Regions from separate parts of the Homo sapiens genome. Here all the other regions are linked to region 1. The links are chromatin contacts, found by Hi-C or POLR2A ChIA-PET in ENCODE. All regions are on one chromosome and are shown on one strand. The core of a region is the stretch at or near the end of the contact, and the rest is flanking DNA. Distances in the headings are between cores, read along the strand shown.

What was found. Hi-C counts contacts between places; a loop is a spot of excess contacts on that map. ChIA-PET counts read pairs that join two places held with the same protein, here RNA polymerase II (POLR2A). Pooled maps may share reads with other maps.
Region 2: a loop to region 1 is called in a pooled map, with 2.7 times the contacts of the local background. The contact joins the promoter of LINC01238 here to the promoter of DTYMK in region 1. A Hi-C loop is called at or near these places in 6 of 50 pooled maps. POLR2A ChIA-PET finds 5 or more read pairs at or near these places in 2 of 52 experiments (HepG2 and activated CD4-positive, alpha-beta T cell).
Region 3: a pooled map shows a loop between it and region 1 (11-fold over the local background). The contact joins the promoter of LINC03100 here to the promoter of DTYMK in region 1. A Hi-C loop is called at or near these places in 3 of 37 single-sample maps with no recorded cell type and 9 of 50 pooled maps. POLR2A ChIA-PET finds 5 or more read pairs at or near these places in 2 of 52 experiments (MCF 10A and naive thymus-derived CD8-positive, alpha-beta T cell).

Annotation. Positions count from the first base shown.
Region 1 is chr2:241,685,331-241,688,135 of GRCh38, reverse strand. DTYMK (deoxythymidylate kinase) reads left to right here and starts at 1,321. Exons shown (of 5, transcript NM_012145.4): 1 at 1,321-1,482; 2 at 2,259-2,367. The coding sequence starts at 1,353. It also overlaps a transcript of ING5 not described here. RefSeq lists silencers at 832-1,361, 1,112-1,374, 1,422-1,731.
Region 2 is chr2:241,969,319-241,972,018 of GRCh38, reverse strand. It overlaps LINC01238 (long intergenic non-protein coding RNA 1238), which reads right to left and starts at 1,336. Exons shown (of 6, transcript NR_110592.1): 1 at 738-1,336; 2 at 526-644; 3 at 244-334. The region is part of intron 3 of LINC01237 (long intergenic non-protein coding RNA 1237); the gene reads right to left.
Region 3 is chr2:242,087,310-242,090,126 of GRCh38, reverse strand. LINC03100 (long intergenic non-protein coding RNA 3100) reads left to right here and starts at 1,562. Exons shown (of 1, transcript NR_186294.1): 1 at 1,562-2,776. It overlaps LINC01881 (long intergenic non-protein coding RNA 1881), which reads right to left and starts at 1,494. Exons shown (of 7, transcript NR_130702.1): 1 at 1,326-1,494.

The DNA.
Region 1 (2,805 bases), core at 72-2,571:
CTAGCTGACAACTGACAATATGGCACATATAGATAGTAGTATTTTAGATATCTAAAATAACAAAAAGTCTCACCTGAGAAATGTCCAGGCAGCCTGATATCCCTAAGATAACAGCAAACACTACTGAGCGCTTTCTAGATACCGGGGACACTTCGCGGGACTTTTTCCACCTCTCTATGGCAGAGACAGTTTTTCCTATTATCATCATGACCCACATTTCAGAGGAGTTGGAGGCATGGAAAGAGGAAACAACTTGCCCGTTCCCTCTCCGTGCTATAATTTGTATACATCATCTTTTAAAACGGACTTTTCGGCCAGGCGCGGTGGCTCACGCCTGTAATCCCAGCACTCTGGGAGGCCGAGGCGGGCAGATCACGAGGTCAGATCAAGACCATCCTGGCTAACACGGTGAAACCCCGTCTCTACTAAAAATACAAAAAATTAGCCGGGCGTCGTGGCGGCCGCCTGCAGTCCCAGCTACTCGGGAGGCTGAGGCAGGAGAATCGCTTGAACCCGGGAGGCGGAGGTTGCAGTGAGCAGAGATCGCGCCACCGCACTCCAGCCTGGGTGACAGAGCGAGACTCTGTCTCAAACAAACAAAAACAACAAAAACACACACACGGACTTTCCAGAGCCCTGCAGTTTTGCGCTTCAGGGACAACAGTGAACATTTATCGATCCCATGGTTCTCCTACAATTGCCACGTGGCCAGCGTCTACACAGCCCCCCATCCTGCCCCTGCTGTCAAACACAGCGTTTCCAGAACGCAGTCGTGCTGGGCTCCAGGTGAGCTTTGGGAGGAGCCCCGGCTGAGCCCCTGCACTGGGCCCCGCGCTTCGGGAAGCATCTCGCTCGTTCGTCTCGCGCGCCGCGTGACCGGAGCCCTCACGCTGGCAGCGGGCACCGCAGGGCCCTGAGAGTCGGGCCCGCTGCGCGCAGCCAGGGGCCAACGAGAGCCGACGCTGGGCGGGCAGCGTCCGGGAGCCCCTCCGACCCTGCGCTCCCCTCGTCCGCGCCCTGACCCCGCGTCTCCGGCCGTCCAGCCCGCGCCGCGTCACCTCCCCTCCCGGAGCGAAGGGCCCTGCTCGCCCGAGGACGGAGGCCCGCACGGGACACGGGGCCCCAGTTTCCGCCCCGGAAGCCCAGGACACGGCTCCAGTGGCGGCGCGGCCCAGGGCGCAGGCGCGGGTGTCGGTCCCACCGCGCGTCGTCCTCGCCCCGGCCCCGGCCAATCCCTTCGAATTTGGCCGAGGCCGGGAAATACTAGCTAATCACGGCGCGCGCTGTTGACGCCGGCCAATGGGAGCTCCGGAAGGCTGCGTGGAGACGCCAGCGGCGGGCGGTGGACAGTCATGGCGGCCCGGCGCGGGGCTCTCATAGTGCTGGAGGGCGTGGACCGCGCCGGGAAGAGCACGCAGAGCCGCAAGCTGGTGGAAGCGCTGTGCGCCGCGGGCCACCGCGCCGAACTGCTCCGGTTCCCGGGTGGGTGCGCGCGGCGGGGGGTGCGCCGCGGCCTTCGGTGCCTCTGCCTTCCCAGGGGCTCTTTGCTCCGCTTCGTTGTCTGCGGCTGGCGTGCTGTGAACTGTGCGGTTTTTATTTTGAAAGACGGGCTTTCCCTGTGTCGCCCAGGCTGGAGTGCAGTGGCGCCATCTCGGCCCACGGCAGCCTGGACCTCCCGGGCTCAAGCGATCCTCCCGCCTCAGCCTCCCGGGTAGCCGGGAACATAGGCGCGCGCCACCGCGCCCGGTCCACGCTGCGTGTCTTTAAGTGCGGGGTATGGTGATGACTGACGTGTAAACCCGCGCGAAACCGTGGTGTCTCCCCCAAAAGTCTCCTCCAGCTCTTTTGTAATCCATGTCTCGTTTTTGTGGGTTTTTCTGGTGTTGTGTTTTGTTTGATGGCTGTTCGCGCTTTCAGGGGTTTTATAGCATATATTTAAAAGTTTTCAAGTGAAGCATTGACCTTAATCTTTGGCCACCCAGTCCACAAATTTTATAAATGCTTTCTTTGAAGTCTCTACTTTCTACCCGAGTTCTTTTTTCCTAAAGCATTTTTCATCCCAGCTTGTTTGCAGATTGCTGTTATTGCTCAGAGAAATTCCTTTGGCTTCCGCAGAAGATCCAAGCCTGTCTAGAGATTTAGTAAAGTAAAATTCAACGTGAGACTTGAGTCCGGGAGAAATTCAGTCCAAACTATATTGTAATATAGAGGGAAAGCCTGATCTCACTTGCATTTTGTGTGTTTCTCTTTTTTTCTAGAAAGATCAACTGAAATCGGCAAACTTCTGAGTTCCTACTTGCAAAAGAAAAGTGACGTGGAGGATCACTCGGTGCACCTGCTTTTTTCTGCAAATCGCTGGGAACAAGTGTAAAAACCATTGCACACTGCTCCCTCTGCCCTTGCCACTTTCCTTCCTCCTGAGATTCAGTGAACGCAGCACTCGATTCTGAATGACAGTGACAGTAGTGCTGGGCCTGATGTTCTTCTGTTTAGCAGTCCTGTGGGCAGAGGTGGTGAAGCGCCCTAGTTCCCAAAGGGCGCTAATGAATGCTGTTTCGTCCTCCTGCTCCCCACACCCCATAACTAATAGACTTCAGTTTTTCGGGTTTTTTTAGACGGAGTTCCGCTCTGTCGCCAGGCAGAGGTGTGATCTCGGCTCACTGCAACCTCCGCCTCCCAGGTTCAAGCGATTCTCCTGCGTCAGCCTCCCGAGTAGCTGGGACTACAGGCGCGCCCCAGCATGCTCAGCTAATTTTTGCAATTTTAATTTACTTTATTTTTAAATTTAATTTTTGTATTTTTAGT
Region 2 (2,700 bases), core at 87-2,586, 280 kb before region 1:
GAAAGACAACCTTCTTTTTAACAGAAATGTACCAAAAGGGGAAATGTTATAACTTTCTATGAGAATTGATCAATAATTTGGCAATCACAAAGTTAATGAAGTGTTTCTATTTCTTTTTGAATGACTACATAATTTGAGAAATTAACAGGTTGAAATGCCCCCTCCCAACTTCCCAGGAGGCAGGTCTGGAACCAGTTCCCCCATGCCCTGTGCCCCTAGTCAATATGGACATTTATTTCTCACAGTTCTGGAGGCTGGAAGTCTGGGGTCAAGGTTGTGGCCAATCCTGTGTCTGGCAAGGCTGCTTCCTGGTTTGCAGACACCATCTTCCTCCCTGTCCTTAGCAGAGAGGAAGGGTGGTGAGTAGAGAGAGAAGAGGCTGGTTCTGGTGTTTCTTCTTACAAGGGCACTAATCCCCTCATGGGGCTCCACCCCATGACCTAATCACGTCCCAAAGGTCCCATCTCCAAACACCATCCCACTGGGGTTTAGGATTTCAACGTAAGGATTTGGGGGGACGCAAACCTTCAGCCCACAGCAGTGCCCTTGGTCCTACCCCTTCCTCTCCTAGACTTCCTCCATAGGAGTTCGGCAGGCACTCCTGGTCTTCCTTTATCTTCTTGCAGAAAGATGGCCCGGCAGGTCTGTGACAACATTCACACCCACAAGGTCAACCAGGAAGAAACTGAACCTGATGCAAATAGAGACAGAGTCGCACCTGTGAGAAACAAACTCACCCGTCCAAACACAAAGACTGGACGCAGAGACCCGGAGAACAGCAAAACGGAGATTTTCAATGACAGTCTTGCAAGACTGGGTGTCTGGCTGGCATGCAGCCACCCCCAGCAGAGTTTCAACAAGCAATTTATCCCCTAGTGCGCAGGTCCCTCCCCCAGTTCCTCATTGACTGAGTAAATGGGGTTACGATCTTCCTGGACATCACCTATTGGTCGTTGGATTAAGATTTCAAGTCTGTTCTTTAGGATCTTTCTGCTGCATTTTATTGCAGCCCACCATGCATTGCAACTGTCTCAGGACTCTTCAAACATTTGACTATGGCCCTGGTGGCTGCACGTAGCTGATAAGAAAGGGTATAATTATTTATGTTGCAAGCTAGCCTAAACTAAATTCTTTGGTGGGGTGAGGAGAGGGTAGTTGAGGGGGCTCCTACTGATAGGCACGTGGCCGCTGGGTGAAAGGGAAAGCAGGAAGGAGGGCAGGGTGGTGACTCAGTACATTTCTGCTTCTTTATTTCTCTATTTCCACATAGCCTGCTTAAACCTATATGAAGGCACTTAGAACTGAAAATGGACCACCACATATAGGTTATTTTCTACACACCTACCTGTCAGCGACCGATCTTGCTCAGACGCATCCTTAACCAGCATGACCAGTCAGAGCTTCAGCCACACAGCAGCCTAGGGAGCTTCTTCATGCCAACATTCCTTACCTCTGTTTATTAATCTACCTACTTACCTGTAGAAGTTCATCCGTCTTAAGGACTTAGGAAAAATGTCTTGAGATTTTGGTCATGCTCATCCTTATGTTTTGAGGAAAGGGGTGCTCAGAATGAGTTGATGTGGCTTCGTCTGACACAAGCTGTCATAAACCCCATGCCCCGTCATCAACCCCACACCCCGTCATCAACCCCACACCCTGTCATTGACCCCACGCTCTGTCATAAACCCCACGCCTCATCATCAACGCCACACTCCGTCATTAATCCCACACCCCATCATAAACCCCATGCCCCATCATCAGCCCCACACCCCATCATCAGCCCCACACCCCATCATCAGCCCCAAGCTCCGTCATAAACCCCACGCCCCTTCATCAACCCCACACCCCATCATCAACCCCACACCCCATCATCGACCCCACACATGCCCCGTCATCAACCCCACACCCCGTCATCAACTCCACACCCCATCATCAACCCCATACTCCGTCATCAACCCCACACCACGTCATCAACCCCACACCCCGTCATCAACCCCAGGCCCCGTCATCAACCCCATGCCCCATCATCAACCCCACACCCCATCATCAACCCTACGCCCCATCATCAACCCCATACCCCGTCATCAACCACACACCCCGTCATCAACCCCAAACCCCATCAACAGCCCCACGCCCCGTCATCAACCCCATGCCCCGTCATCATCCCCACACCCCATCATCAACCCCACGCCCCGTCATCAACCCCACACTCGGTCACCCGTCATCATCCCCACACTCCATCATCAACCCCACGCCCCGTCATCAACCCCACACTCCGTCACCTGTCATCATCACCACACTCCATCATCATCCCCACACTTCATTACCCATCATCATCCCCACACTCCATCACCCGTCATCAATCCCACACTCCATACCCATCATCATCCCCACACTCCATCACCCATCACATCCCCACACTGTATCACCCGTCATCAACCCCACACTCCATATCCATCATCATCCCCACACTCCATACCCATCATCATCCCCACACTCCATCATCAACCCCACGCCCCGTCATCAACCCCAGACTCCGTCACCTGTCATCATCACCACACTCCATCATCATCCCCGCACTTCATCACCCAACATCATCCCCACACTCCATCACCCATCATCAACCCCACACTCCATCACCCATCATCAACCCCACACTCCATCATCATCCCCACACTCCATCACCCATCATCATCCCCA
Region 3 (2,817 bases), core at 313-2,812, 400 kb before region 1:
CAGTTCCTGAAAACCCTATTAAAACAGATGCCATTAAATTATAAGCCTTTTAACTTTTTTTTTTACCGTCTATTACAGATCACTAATATGATTTCAAGTAATGATGAATCTAAATATAAAGGCACTAAAACAAGGAAAACAAGACAGGAAAGAAAACTCTAATCCATTTTAAAAGACCACATGTGTTTCCCTATTTGTTTTGCTTAAAAGTGTGGACAAATTTGATCCAGAAAGGACATTTAAAAAAATGGCACACTGAGGGCTGAGAGTCAGAAATAAGATTTACTGTAAGGACTTACAGATAATCACAGATTCCTCATGGGAAAGGTAAACATGTAAAGACGAGGAGAAAACAGAATATGAAAGAGTAAACGTCTTTTTTGATTAGGGCCGGATGGTAAGGATTTGGAGGCAGCAAGAGACAGCTTCATAAGGGAAGAAATGGTTCTCTAGATTCTTTAGTCTTCAAAATGAGTTTGAATAGACCCAAGGACAGAGGTGGAATCTAATTGAGAAAAAGGTCAAATTGAGCTTACTGTGAGGGGAAGGATGCAAAATTAGTGTCTGCTGCAAGAAAAATAAGCATGGAAAGAAATTAAGGGAGGAGACAGAGACAGAGCCAGAGCCACAGACCAGGAGTAGGGAAAAAAAGGTAAGCAGCAGACGGGGCAGAGTGGCCTGGAGGAATGAGGGGTCACACCTAGCAGGTGCCCACCGGCGAAGAGGCAAGGGCCGAGCCCGGAGGGCAAACGCCGGCAGGAGTCGTCCCCGAAACACCTTGCCCAGCGAGGCGGACACAAGCTCGGGCCTGCAAGACGGCCCAGGAGGGTGGGGGCGGGAAGGGGTCGCAGAAGGTGGGCAGGGGAAGCGGCTGAGGACACGCGATGCACCTGTGGGCGGTCCCCGTGCCCACCTGACTCGCCCGCAGCTCCCTGAATGAACCCTCCACACCCGCCGGCCGCCCCCAGACCCCACCTGACGCGCCCGCGGCCCATCGTCCCTTCCTGACGCGCCCGCGGACCCAGACCTCAGCAGACGCGCACGCGGCAATCCCGTCCCCATCTGACGCGCCCGCGACAACCCCGTCCCCACCTGACGCGCCCGCGACAACCCCGTCCCCACCTGACGCGCCCGAGACCCCCGGTCCCCACCTGACGCGCCCGCGACCCCATGTCTTCCCCTGACGCGCCCGCCGCCCCCGGTCTTCACCTGACTCGCCCGTGGCCCATCGTCCCCACCTGACGCGCCCGCGATCCCCAATCTTCACCTAAGGCGCCTGCGGCGCCCAGTCTTCACCTGACGCGCCCGCGGCACCCCGTACCTACCTAGCGCGCCTGCAGCCCCCAGTCTTCACCTGACGCGCCCGCGTCCCCCAGTGCCCAACGGGCGCGCCTGCCACCTGGGCCGGCACCTGACGGCGACCAGGCGATTATTGCCGGAAGTGGGCCACCGCCTCTCGGCGCGCCTCAGGGAAGCCCCGCCCCTGGCCATGCTGATTGGCCGGCGCGGATTCGCGTGGCAGTGTTGCTGCCGGGTCCTGACGCCCGCAGCGTGCGCCTGCGTAGTAGGCACTGCCCCGCCGTCCGCGCGCGCCCAGAGTGCCGGGCGTGGAGGTGTGGGGGCGCGGGGGCGCGGGGGCGCGGGGGCGCGGGGGGGCGGGGGCGGGGGGGCGCAGGGACGGGCGCGGTCAGTGCCTGAGATCCCTGCGATCGCTGGGAGATGACGGTGAAGACCTGAGATTTAGGCCTGCGCGGCGGGTGACGACGCCGGTCCGGGTCTTCACTGGAGGACGCTGGCCGGGGCCTTCAGGTGTTCTCGTGGCCTGAGGACGCGCGTCCCTGAGAATGTGCGTGCCCGCGCCGCGCGGGTCCCACAGGAGCCTGGGCAGCCCCGCCGCCGCATTTCCACCCTGCGGCCGTATTTCCACCCGCTGGGCGCCAAGCCCGGGATGACTGCACTCTAGGGCATCACTGCGCGCTCACACTCAGCATTCAGGCACAAGCACGTTCTCTTTATAAACAGTTTCGAATCTTGTCGAGTCTTTCTAGAAGGTTGAAATGCCCTGGAGGAGCAGCGTGAATAGTTTTTTCCAATTAGGAAAAAAGAATGTGGGGCGGCTGGAGGGAGAGAGGCAGGCCGAGAAGGCCAGGTGCGTCCAGGAGCCGCAGCCCCCGTGCCTCAGTTTCCTCCTAGAAACATGGAGGTGGCGGTGCACGCTACAGGATTTCTGTAAGAACAGATGAGTTAACGTGTGCAAAACATTTAAAACAGTGTCTGGTGTGTAGCAAGCAAATATGAGTATTAGTCTTTTCCTTGTTAAAATGTGTGCATCTACATTTGGTGCACATTACAGGAAGTGTATAGTATGGATTCATATTTTGGAAAAGTAATTTTAGAAGTTATTTCTGATGTGCTTATTGTAATAGTGTTTCTTGACCACATGCTTTTAGATAATGTGAAGGCAATGAAGCAGGCAATATTGCTTGCACATCCCCAATTTAAACACCTGTCTGTCCCTCCTTCCCTCTCTCCTTTCTTTTCTTCCTTACCCTCTCTCTTTATTCCTTCCTTCATTCCCTTCAAGGTTGCGGATTATTCCATTATATAAATGTATCAATTTATTAGAATAGTTTCTATGATGTCTATGATGGGCTTTAGATTGTTTGCAATAGTTTGCCATTACAAATAATGCCCAGTAGTGCTGTGGTTTGATTTAACTTGTGAAGGTATATTTCCAAATAAATCGCTATGATTGGATTGTTGTGTAAACCAAAAAGTGTCTGAGGCAGATCACAACTGATATAGAGGTTTATTTTG